Regions from separate parts of the Homo sapiens genome. Here region 2 is linked to region 1. A link is an interaction called in ENCODE POLR2A ChIA-PET data of the cell type or tissue named here. Cell type or tissue: K562. All regions are shown on one strand. Each heading gives the region's core, and the rest is flanking DNA. Links, peaks and the distances in the headings are about the cores only. Region 1 has its middle 22 kb from the start of INHBB. Region 2 has its middle 29 kb from the start of LINC01101.

What was found. Peaks named below come from ENCODE experiments on the same cell type or tissue, not always from the same donor. Only the 100,000 strongest peaks of a DNase experiment are listed, where the experiment ranks them.
Region 2: POLR2A ChIA-PET joins it to region 1 with 5 read pairs; 3 of 35 experiments call an interaction of 5 or more read pairs at or near these places.

The regions. Positions count from the first base shown.
Region 1 is chr2:120,321,466-120,326,830 of GRCh38, forward strand. No RefSeq gene overlaps it. Among named protein-coding and RNA genes, the nearest start is that of INHBB, 22 kb to the right of the region's middle. RefSeq lists an enhancer at 3,694-4,194. In K562, for the core only: no CTCF peak of the experiment used is centred there; a DNase peak (open chromatin) is centred at 2,796; H3K27me3 peaks cover 4,038 bases.
Region 2 is chr2:120,434,726-120,440,090 of GRCh38, forward strand. No RefSeq gene overlaps it. Among named protein-coding and RNA genes, the nearest start is that of LINC01101, 29 kb to the right of the region's middle. In K562, for the core only: a CTCF peak has its summit at 2,706 (motif pointing left); a DNase peak (open chromatin) is centred at 2,746; H3K27me3 peaks cover 2,813 bases.

The DNA of each region.
Region 1 (5,365 bases), core at 186-5,185:
GCCCAAGAATCCTCCCTCCTCAGCCTTCCAAGTAACTGGGACTATACAGGCTTGTGCCACCATGCCCAGCTAATTTTTATTTTTTGTAGAGATGGGGTGAGGGGGTTCTCACTATGTTGCCCAGGCTGGTCTCGAACTCCTGGCTTCAAGTTATCCTCCTACCTTGGCCTCCCAAGGTGTTAGGATCATAGGCATGAGCCACATGCCCGGCCATGAAGGCCTTCTTTATACACTGTTCTTTCTGAGCTGTTCTGGCTGTGAGGGACCGGCAGGACCCCCTCCATCTACCTCGGGGGGTTGAAGGTGGGCTGATACCCAGCAATGACTGTGAACTCTAAGTGGGACGCCTGGAATGCCAGTGTTGGGGCTTCATGCCTTTGAATCATGGAAGGCCTTTTGCTGCAAATACTGTACATCTAAAGGTGCTGAGCAATGACAAACCTGAGCCGGGGGCCTTCCTGGGGCAGGGATGCATGGCAAGCGCTCTGTGTCACACGTTGGATGCGCAGGGTGGGCCAGGGAGAACGATATATTCAATGTCTTCAGAGTTTTTGCAAAAGGTTTGCTGCGAGGACCCAGGCTAAAGGGGGTGGTTCATTTCCTGTCACTTCCGGGGGTGGCTGCAGCAACTACTCATGAACTCACACTACTGGAATCTTCTCTTCTTCATTTGAGCCCTTACCTGGTGGCAGAGATGGCTGTGTTTCCATCAAAATCTGTTTCCTTTTCCTCCTGGGAACCCAGTGGAACTACTTTTTCTAGCCTCTTGCCCAGTGTGGCTGTGGCACCCAGGCCTGCCCAGTGAAGTGTGGGCAGAAGTGTGTGCTATTTCCGTGCCTGCCCGGAAAGCTTCTCACACAATTCTCCATGTGCTCGCTCCTCTCCAGGGGATGGCAGGGACACTGGGGGGAAGGAGCCTGGGTCCCTGAATGACGATGTGGAAGCCTGCCACTGCCCTGTGACCTTGGCATTGGACTTTGAATGAGAAACAAACTGTCACTGGGTCAGGCCCCTGAGGCTTGGGTGTTTGTTTGTTACGGCAGCTAGCATTGCGCGCCCTAACTAACGCAGAACCAGCAGCCCTCTCATGTGTTCTGCTGTGCCTGTGCCTCTTGCTTTTCTGGGTTGCTCGGTGTCATCTATGTGAGATTCAGCCCCTCCACCTGAGCACTTCTCATTTCCAGCTCCCTTTCTCTCATCCTTCTCTTCTGTCTTAGAGGATAAAGTGTCTTTTCCCTTCAAATCTAAACCTATCTGCTTGTGGCTGGGTGTGGGGGCTCATGCCTGTAATCCCAGTGCTTCGGGAGGTTGAGGTGGCAGGGTTGCTTGAAGCCAGAATTTGAGACCAGCCTGGAGAACATAGTGAGACCCCATCTCTACGAAAAATAAAAAAATTAGCCAGGTGTGGTGGTATGTGCCTGAGGTCACGCTACTCAGGAGGCTGAGATGGGAGGATCTCTTGAGACCAGGAGGTCGAGGCTGCAGTGAGCAATGATCAGTTCACTGCATTTCAGCCTAGGTGACAGAGAGAGAGAGAGAGAGACCCTGTCTTTAAAAAAATAAAAAGAAAACAAAACCCCGTATCTGCTTGTACCCTTTGTTCTGGGCCCCTGCCCGCCCCTAGCTCCTCGCCAGCTCTGCCCTGTGCACACTTTTTCTCTTGGACAGTTTAAATCTTTATCTCCCTGGCTCAATTCCTTCTTGTCTGCAAATATGTCCCAACTGTCCCTATCTTAAAAACAAAACAAAACAAAAAAACAAAAAAAACCCCTCATCCTGGTTACTCATGTATCCACTTCTCCTCAATGTCAGACTTTTTGAAAAGTGTCTCCCCTGCTGCTGCCTCCCCCCTCCTCCTCCTCCTCTGTTGCAATCAGCCTTGGCTCCACTGCCTTGGGCTCGGCTTGGTGACCAGCCCAGAGCTACCTCGGTCACGGCAGCCCCAGCATCTGCAGTTCCCACGCCTCGGCCTTTTGGCCAGGCTTGAGCCGAGCTAGGCTGTGTCACATTGCCCTTTCCTGGGTCTCTGAGGAGCTCTGCCCTTTCCAGCATGGGCCAGCCTCCGTGGCAGGGTAGAGGGGAAATGTATTCCCCGGGCTCCTGCCTGGGCCTCCCCTCCTCCTCCACGGCCTCTCCTTCCGGAATATGTAGTAGCTGCCGCCTTCATGCCAAACAACAGCAACATCACCTTGTCTTCTGGGTCTGTTCCTTGTGGCCCGGTCCCCACAGCCTACTATATTTTGGGGTGCCAGGGAGGACAGGTATAAGTCAGCCAGCTGCCCCGTCCCTGTTAGTTCTGTCTCCTTGAGGTCTCCCAAGCCCACCTCCCCATGTGTACGGAGTCTCTGTCGTGGGGCAAGCCCTCCTTGTCTCTCTGCTTAATTAAGCCTTCTAAGTGGCTGACCAGCTGCCTCCCTGCTCCTCACCGTCCTCCACCCCACCTCTCTCTCCTGACTGACCTGGGTGCTGAGTGCTTGTGGGGGCACCATGTGCCCAGACGTAGTGCCCAGAAAGGGAAGGGCGTGGGCTGTGGGCTTGGGCAGACCTGGATTCCTGTCCTGGCCTTGCCACCCAGGAGCTGTTGACTGGCAATTGCTAAACCTTCTGGAGGCTCAGGGTTCACTTATAAAATGTGATAGTGCCAACTTTAATGGGGTGATGAAAATCAAATATGAGAAGTCTGTCAGCCCCGAGGGCACACAGCAGGTGTCCAGTGCCCAGTAGCTATCTCCCTCATTTCTCTTGCGGAGCTCTTGGGACCTGCTGGAGGGAAGCCTGGTGTGATAAGTCCAGGGCTTGTGGCCACGAGGAATGCAGGAAGCCACCACGGCTTTATCAGTCCTTCAGGTCAGCCGTGGTTTTCTGCTCTAGGGCCTCGCTAATCTGATGAAGAACCCCAAGATACTGAACCATGTTTTTATCCCTCATGTTTAAGCTCTTTTATTTCTAGGACATTTATAAACAGTGAGCTCTTCTTCCAGACCTTCAGTTTTACTCCCTGGGAGAAAATTAGGCCATTGGAAACTCTTCATCCACTGCAGAGGCACAGGCTGCAAAAGCCTTAGTGAGCAAGACCCCCTCCCCAGGAGTTACCTTTAAGTCGCCCATGGGGCCAGGTCAGGGTGACGTTGCCTTAGGAAGGGCGACCCTGGAGCTGCGTCCAGACCAAGGTCGTGATGGGGGAATATTCCACACAGCTTTTAGGTCTTCTGCCTGAGGGCTGGAAGGCGGGCCCTCAGGTGTCTCTGGAGACCCAGTTGTTACTCTGCTACCAGTGTGGGCAGGGTGAGGAGGTCAGCGCCTTGTGTTTCCAATGCACTTCCACTGCTTAATAAAAGCCCGAAACTCCTGGGCCAGGCCCATTGAGAAGATAAAAAAAAAATAACAAAAATAAGAAATTGTTGAGGCACTCTCAGAAGAAGAGCACCCATAGGTTTGCAGAAAGTCCTGTACGTGCCCAAGGGCCAACACCTGCCCTGTCTCCAACTGACCAACAACTTCCTCTAACCAGCTGTCAAGGACAGTCTGGCCCTGGGGTCACAGACACCAGAGTATTATTTTGGGGATTGCCACTCACCTGCTGGGGTGACCCAGGGCAACTTGACCACTGGATCCCATGTAATCTCCAGTTTAAGCATGGACCATCGTGGCTGGTGCTGGGGAACGCTCGGTGTGCCCTGCTCTCTCAGCCTCACAACAGCTGTTGTGCAGGGAGAAGGGCAGGTGCAGCCCGCCTTGCGCAGATGAGCAAGCTGAGGCCTGGGAGGGGCCCAGCGTCGGCTGCTCTGATGGGGCCAGGCCCCTCATACTGAATGCCTTGGCTCCTAATCCCACCCATCTTTCCAAGGGTGGGTGAGGCATGAAGGTATGATTGATGTCATTCCCCGAGTTACTAGGCTTGGAGGGCAGTCCTGAGACACCCCTTGTTGTTCCTCACTTTGGATCTTTCTTGCTTTCTTTCTCTCCCTCTCTCTCTCTTGCTTTGTTTGTTTTTTTGGTTTTTTTTTGTTTTTTTTTTTTGTTTTTTTTTGAGACTGAATTTCTCTCTGTTGCCCAGGCTGGAGTGCTATGGCACAGTCTCAGCTCACTGCAAACTCTGCCTCCCGGGCTCAAGCAATTCTCCTGCCTCAGCCTCCCGAGCAGCTGGGATTACAGGTACGTGCCACCGCACCTGGCTAATTTTTGTATTTTTAGTAGAGACGGGGTTTCACCATGTTGCCCAGGCTGGTCTTGAACTCCTGACCTCAGGTGATCCACCCACCTAGGCCTCCCAAAGTGCTGGGATTATAGGTGTGAGCCACTGCACCCGGCCCCCACTTTGGATTCCTATGAAGAGCTTAGAAAGACAAAAACTGAAAAACCCATGGATGGAAAGTCAAGCGGCCGTGGATCAGGCAATGTTGACTCCTCGTTGGGTTGTTATCCCTTCTTCACACGGCACAAATTTCCTTTGCATCTAAACCCAACTTCTTTAAGACTCTGGCTTATAAATATCTGCTTTCTCTTAGATTCATGCCAGGCTCAGAGCCTGTCCCGGTGACAGACGCCCAAACACCTTGATGGCTGAGGAAAAGTAGAGCGAGGAGGGCTCTCTGAAGATGCAAGCGTGTGGGTGGGACAAGTACAGGCAGCAGTGGAGATGAATTCACTTGGGATGGATTCCAAGGTTGTCTACACCTGGAGCAGTCACAGACTTCAACATATCTTTAAGTGTGGTGCCACCAGTAGCTGAGTTCAGGCCACTCCACGCCCAGCCACTGTTTCTGTTCAGGCCAAGGGAGCTGATGCGGGAACTCACCAGCATCGTGGGAAGCAGCTGCTCATTGTCCTTTGTCGCTTCTGAAACGTTCGGCAGCAGCACAGAAGAGACATCACCCCTTAATGCTTTATTTACATGAGCTCTTTTGAGAAACTTTTTTTTTTTTTTTGAGACAGACTTTCACTCTTGTTGCCCAGGCTGGAGTGCAATGGAACGATCTCGGCTCACTGCAACCTCTGCCTCCCAGGTTCAAGCAATTCTCCTGCCTCAGCCTCCCTAGGAGCTGGGATTACAAGCGTGCACCACCACGCCCGGCTAATTTTTTTATTTTTAATAGACATGGGGTTTCACCATGTTGGCCAGGCTGGTTTCGAACTCCTGACAACAGGTGATCCACCCACCTCAGCCTCCCAAAGTGCTGGGATTACAGGCGTGAGCCACCGTGCCCCACTGAGAAACATTTTACAAACAGGTGCATTGTGGGAGTGGGTGTGGTTAGTGTCGCATCAGGGACGAGTCTGAACACAGACCTTGGCCGTGGCTGTGGGTCCTGCTCCTCATTTTTCTGCGAGGACATGATACAATCAGGGACTCTTGTGAAACTGC
Region 2 (5,365 bases), core at 182-5,181, 110 kb after region 1:
TTTGAATAAACCACGTTTTCATCATCTTGAGCAGTAATCCCCAGCATGAGAGGAATATTGTGAAATGTCAGCCCTTTCTGGAGGAATCTCAGCAACATGTTTTTTAATGTTCAGCATCACATATGGGGACAATAAATACTGAAAATATGTGGAACAGAACAGAATGGAAGAGTGCTTGGCACTCGGCTCTGCTTCCTGCCGCCCTGAGTCTGATTTTTGCATCACAATAAATTAGCCAAGGGTAGGAGAGCCCCAGAGGCTCCCTCATGAGCCCCCTGACCCCAGGAACCAGGCTTTGAATTCCCGGGCTCCAGTCTCCGGGCCCATCCCCAGGTGTTCCCAGGAGAACTACATGCTGGTCCCTCACAGGCCATGCCCCACGGGTGTCACCTGCATCAGCGCTTGGCACACCTGCTAAGCCGAAGCCATCTCCCCGCCTGCAGATGCGGTGCTGAGACTCATGAAAGGGGCGCTGGCTGCTGGTCACAGAGCTGGGGCCAAGCCTGGCTGTGAGGACACAGCGCCTGGTGCTCTTTTCCGGTGAGGGCACAGGCTTCCAAACTGCCAGAGCTGGGAGGACCTCAATGATAAATTCACCTTGTCCATCCTCCTCATCCCAGAGGTGAGGAGGTGGAGGCTGGGGGAGGGAGGAACTCACGCAAGGTCACATAGCATGCTAGAGAGCCCATGTTTGAATCGAGTCTAGACCCTGATGAGATGCTTGACCTTGGACCAGGCATCCAAGCTCTCTAAGCCTCAGTCTCCTTATCTGCAAAATGGGGATGATACTCACCCTTCAGAGCTCCTGGGAGGATGAGGGGAACCACCCACAAGAGGCTCCCAGAACTGAGCTTGTGGCAGGAAGGTCAGCTTCTCTTCCTTCCCCACCTGCATTCTTGTCTGCAGCACGGGATATGAATATTTGCCCTGCCTGCCCTGTGGAAAAGCAGTTGAGGGAAGGGGATGTTCCTCATCAGTGATAAAGCAGTGGCCTACCTGTACATTTGCATCAGCATCATGGCCGGCTCTCCAAGGTGTCCGGGCCCTGGGCAGTTGGCGTCAGCCAGCTGGACAGGCTGACCAGAAAGCACAAATGACCCCAGGGAGGGCCGGCAAGGAGGGCAGGCGAGCTTCTGCTGCTGACTGCATCCAGCCCAGTGGACAGAAGGTCACTCTGGGAGCGTGTGTTCTGCCTTTTAAAGATGCAGAAGTTCAGGTTCAGAGAGGGGAAGCCACTCACCTGTGACTGTCCAGAGGGAGTACCAACCCCACAGGCAAAACCCAGGCATCCCCAGAGGCCAGGCCTCCCGCACTGGGGTGTCTTGGCCACCCAGTGGTTCTTCCCTGCTGGCTTATGCTCTGCAGGCACCTGGGAGGCTGCCCTGCTGCCCACCTCCCTCCATCGTCTGTTCCATGCTGGTCACCATCTCCTTGGGTCTCTCCAAGAATGCATGCGCTAGCTGACAGAGGGGCAGGTCCCAGCCAAGAGAGGACTTGGGTCAGTCTCGACTCTGGCCCTTGCTGTTGGGTGGCTGTGGATCAGTCATTTTACCACTCAGCTTCTCTTTTTCTTTTCTGCAAGGTGAGGGTAACTCTCCTGCCCAGGACTGTTGGGGCTTAGGACTGATTTATAGGACATCCCTGGCAGCTAGTAGGTGCTCAATAAATGAGTCACTGCTGCTTTCTGGGATGAGTCTTCAGGCTTTTCTTCCTAATCTGCACCGGTTTCCATCTGTGCAGGGCCTGTTTTGACCTTGTCTCAAGCTCCCCAGGGTGCCCCCACAGCACAATTTTGGTTCCAGCACCCCCCTCTGCCCCGCCCCTCCCCTGCAGCAGCTGGTTCTCCAAGGCCTTACATATAAGTGAGTCATCTGTTTTGGTCTGGGTCCTGTTGGGGACACTGCCTCTCTCAATCCCTGGCCAAGTGACCTGGCTCTTCCCCAGCAAATCATGAGAAGCACTCACCTACCCACCCCTCCAGCCAGCCACCCACCCCTCTGCTGGTCCCCTCCTCTGCTCCGTTTCTCCAGCCATTCCTGTGTTTGGGCTTTCACATCCCCCTTTACTTCTCTTCTTCACTGATTCATTCACCTCCTGGGCCAGCACAGGGCCTGGCACATAATAGGTGCCCAGTAAAAATGTGTCCACCGATTAGTCCCTCAGCCATGTGTTTGCCCCTTTCCCAATCTTTCATTCAGCAAACCTTTATTGACCTGCCTCCCGACTGCTCAGGGAATTTTTGGGACTGGATCTTGGCAGGGGGAGTCCCATGAAAATGGCCAGAAGAGGAGAGGAGGAGTCCCAGGGCTGGGGGAAGGCAGCAGGGGAGGTGGTTTGAGGTGCTGGCCAGGAGTGGAGGAAGCGCTCAGCCTCTCAGGGAAGCTCAGCTGGGCAGGGCTGGGATGAGCCTGGGAGGGGCAGAGTGGAGCTTCGGCTTGTTTCGGATTAGGAACTCCTGACCCTAGGATGAGTGGGGTAGATGGGGCTACAAAGAGAGAGAGATAAAAGAGCAGGAGAAGGGGCTGGGGGATACCCAGGCGGAGGAGGCCTGGTGTTCAGGTGCCCACAAGGGGCCAGCATGAGTAAGGAGAGAAGCCCAACATCCTCTCTTCTAGGACAGAATCCAAGGTTTGCTCAGTAGTTGAGGAGAGAGGGCCTTAAAGGGGAGCCACCTGGTGGCAGCATACCCAAATTACCGACTAAGCCCTCAGATGAAATGGTATCTGGAGTGGGAGGTGTCATCCCTGCCACACCTGGGCAGTGCTGAGCAGCTGGACTTCCTCTGAAAGCCTGAAGGGACAGTGTCCACACAGCCCTCCCTGCTCTTATCTGTGTTACCCCGGAGGCCTGAGGCAGTGACTGGTGATGGCTATGTTCACAGGGCTCCTGTATAGCCCTGAAGCGTCTGTCTGGCCCTGAAATCTTCCCCATACTACAAAATGACTACCCTTCAATCCCCCACACACAGAGCTCCTGGAAACCAGGCCAAGGAGCCCGGGGACGTGGGTGGGACAGAGTGATGGGGAAATCATGCCAGGGAGGGCGTGCCGGGTTGTAAACGCTTCCACCCTGGATCCCCATTGGGTGGATCCCTCGGAAAGGGCTATCCCCCACCACATACTGAAGGATAGCAGGAAGGCAGGTGGCCCCAGTGTGGGGTAGGGTCCCCTTGGCCAGGGTAGGAACTCTGACGAGTCAGAACCCAAACCCGATCAAGCCCACTGCTGTCCACGGCCCCCTAGAAATTGTGACTGTGACTTCCTTCCAATCAGCATGGCTTCTGGGCTGGGTCTCTGGACAGGCCTTGAGGACATGGGATCCCATCCGGCCAGGCCACAGAGGAGAGCGAGACCCTGCAAAGCTGCATGGTCAGTCCAGGCCACGCAAACTCTTGGATCTCCACTTTTTGGCTCAGCTGCCCCCAAAGTCATCCTTGGCTCTATTTGCTCTCTAAGCCTCAGCAGTAATATTAATAAGGATAATGATAGCAATGGCTCCCTGGGTTCTGGGCTCTATTCTAAACTCTTACCCCATTCAGATTCATTTCATCCTCACAACCACCCCAGCAGGCAGGAGCTACTGTAAATCCCATTTTACAGGTTGAGAAGTGGAGGTAATTTGCCTGGGTTGCACGCTGTTGCTACGTGCCGGCGCTCCACACCCAGCCCTCTTAAACATGGTGTGGCTGGCAGTGGGGGGTGGGAGCCAGGTGGTGACCCCAGTTGCATTCTCAAACAGTGGCTTTATTTCACAGGGTGAAAGGCAGGGCACTGGGTGGTAAGACAGCCTGGAGGATGATGAAATGTCATTGGGAGCCTTGGGCCTCGGGGTCTGGCTCCACTTTGGTCCAGTGGTCCAGGAGCAGTGTGGAGTGGGTCCTGCAGGCCCAGGATGGGGCCACCCAGGGGCTTTAAAGCGGGTGGCTCTATGCCCTGGTGACCACCCAGTCCCTCTGCCCTGCTCAGAGCCTTCCTCTCCTGGGAAATTTAACAGACAGCTGGGCTTCTGCCCAGTCCCTCCAACCCAACAGTCTTCACTCTGGCTCGCCCACACCTCTCAGGAGGCCCCTTGTGACGTGGTGTTTTCACACGTGATCTCATCAGCGCCCAGACCCAGCCTGGAGACCTGCGTTCCCTCTGCCTTGGCCCCCTTCCTGGGGGCCCCTCCAGCCTCTCTCATCTCCCAGCCCTAGGGCCCCTCTTCACGGTCCTTCAGGCCTGTAGAATTATGTCCTGATTCCTTGCCATTCAAAGCCTGCTGTGGTCAGGCCCCAGCCAACTGCATCTCTCCCTGTTTCCACCAAACCAGTGGCAAGACAACCCTGAACCCCCTCCCCTAGCGCCCTGCCAGAGCCAATGCTGTTCCCATTACCCAGAAATTCTCCTTGCTCCATCCCCCACCTTAACTCACTGACACCCTGCCCATCCCTTGAGATCCATTCCAAATGCCCCCTCCTCCAGGAAGCCTTCCTTCACTGAGGATTCTGAACCTCTGCTACATCTTTTTAGCTTTCCCAAAGCCTCCCTCATCCTTCAGTAGTTTCTTGAGAAAGAGTATATGGGAGGTAAATTTTTGAGAAGTTTTATGACCCACATTTTTATTCTACCCTTATGCTTGATTAATTTACCTGCATACAAAATTTCAAAATTTTGCTCCACTGTCTTTAAGCAACCATTGTCCAGTGCTACTCTTTTGCCTGATCCTTCATAGGCAAAGTAATTTTTTTAAAAATCTCTGTACATGTCTCCAATTTAGGAGCTTTTTTGGGGTTCTGGCCGGCTTTTTGGACTTCCTGTTTTTCTATAAACCTCGGTTTCAGCTTTCTCCACAGGGCTAAAGAAACGACCCTTCTCCTATCTGCATTCAAGCTTCTGAAATTTTACTGATGCCTCCTCTATCATACTCTTTGTCTTAGCAGATTTTCACCTTTAAACATCTCTTTACTGTCATGCCAGGGTGTCTCAGGAGTAGGCAGGGATAAATTCGTGTGCCCCATTAGCCCTATTTGAGAAGTCCCTTGGGAGCTAGCTTTGAAGTGCCTCCTGGCTACAAAGGCTTGGCGCTTTGCTCCCAGGCACCCGGGCTGCCCTCTTGAGTCACCTATGTAGGGCCCTGGTCTACGTGGTGAACGTCCCTAACCAGGAGCAACTACAACAAATCAATGAGGGCCTGTTTGTGGGTCTGCCGTGACGTAAGCGACGTGCTTGTTTAAGTGAGGCCCTCCACAACCTGCATCATAGCCGTTCTTATGGTGAAATGTTGACTGAGGCTGGATCCCAGTACTCAGGGAAAGACAAAAGTCTCAGGCCTGGATGGGTAGGGAATCACTTTGCAATAGGGGAGGAAGGGCTTGTCCACACAAAAG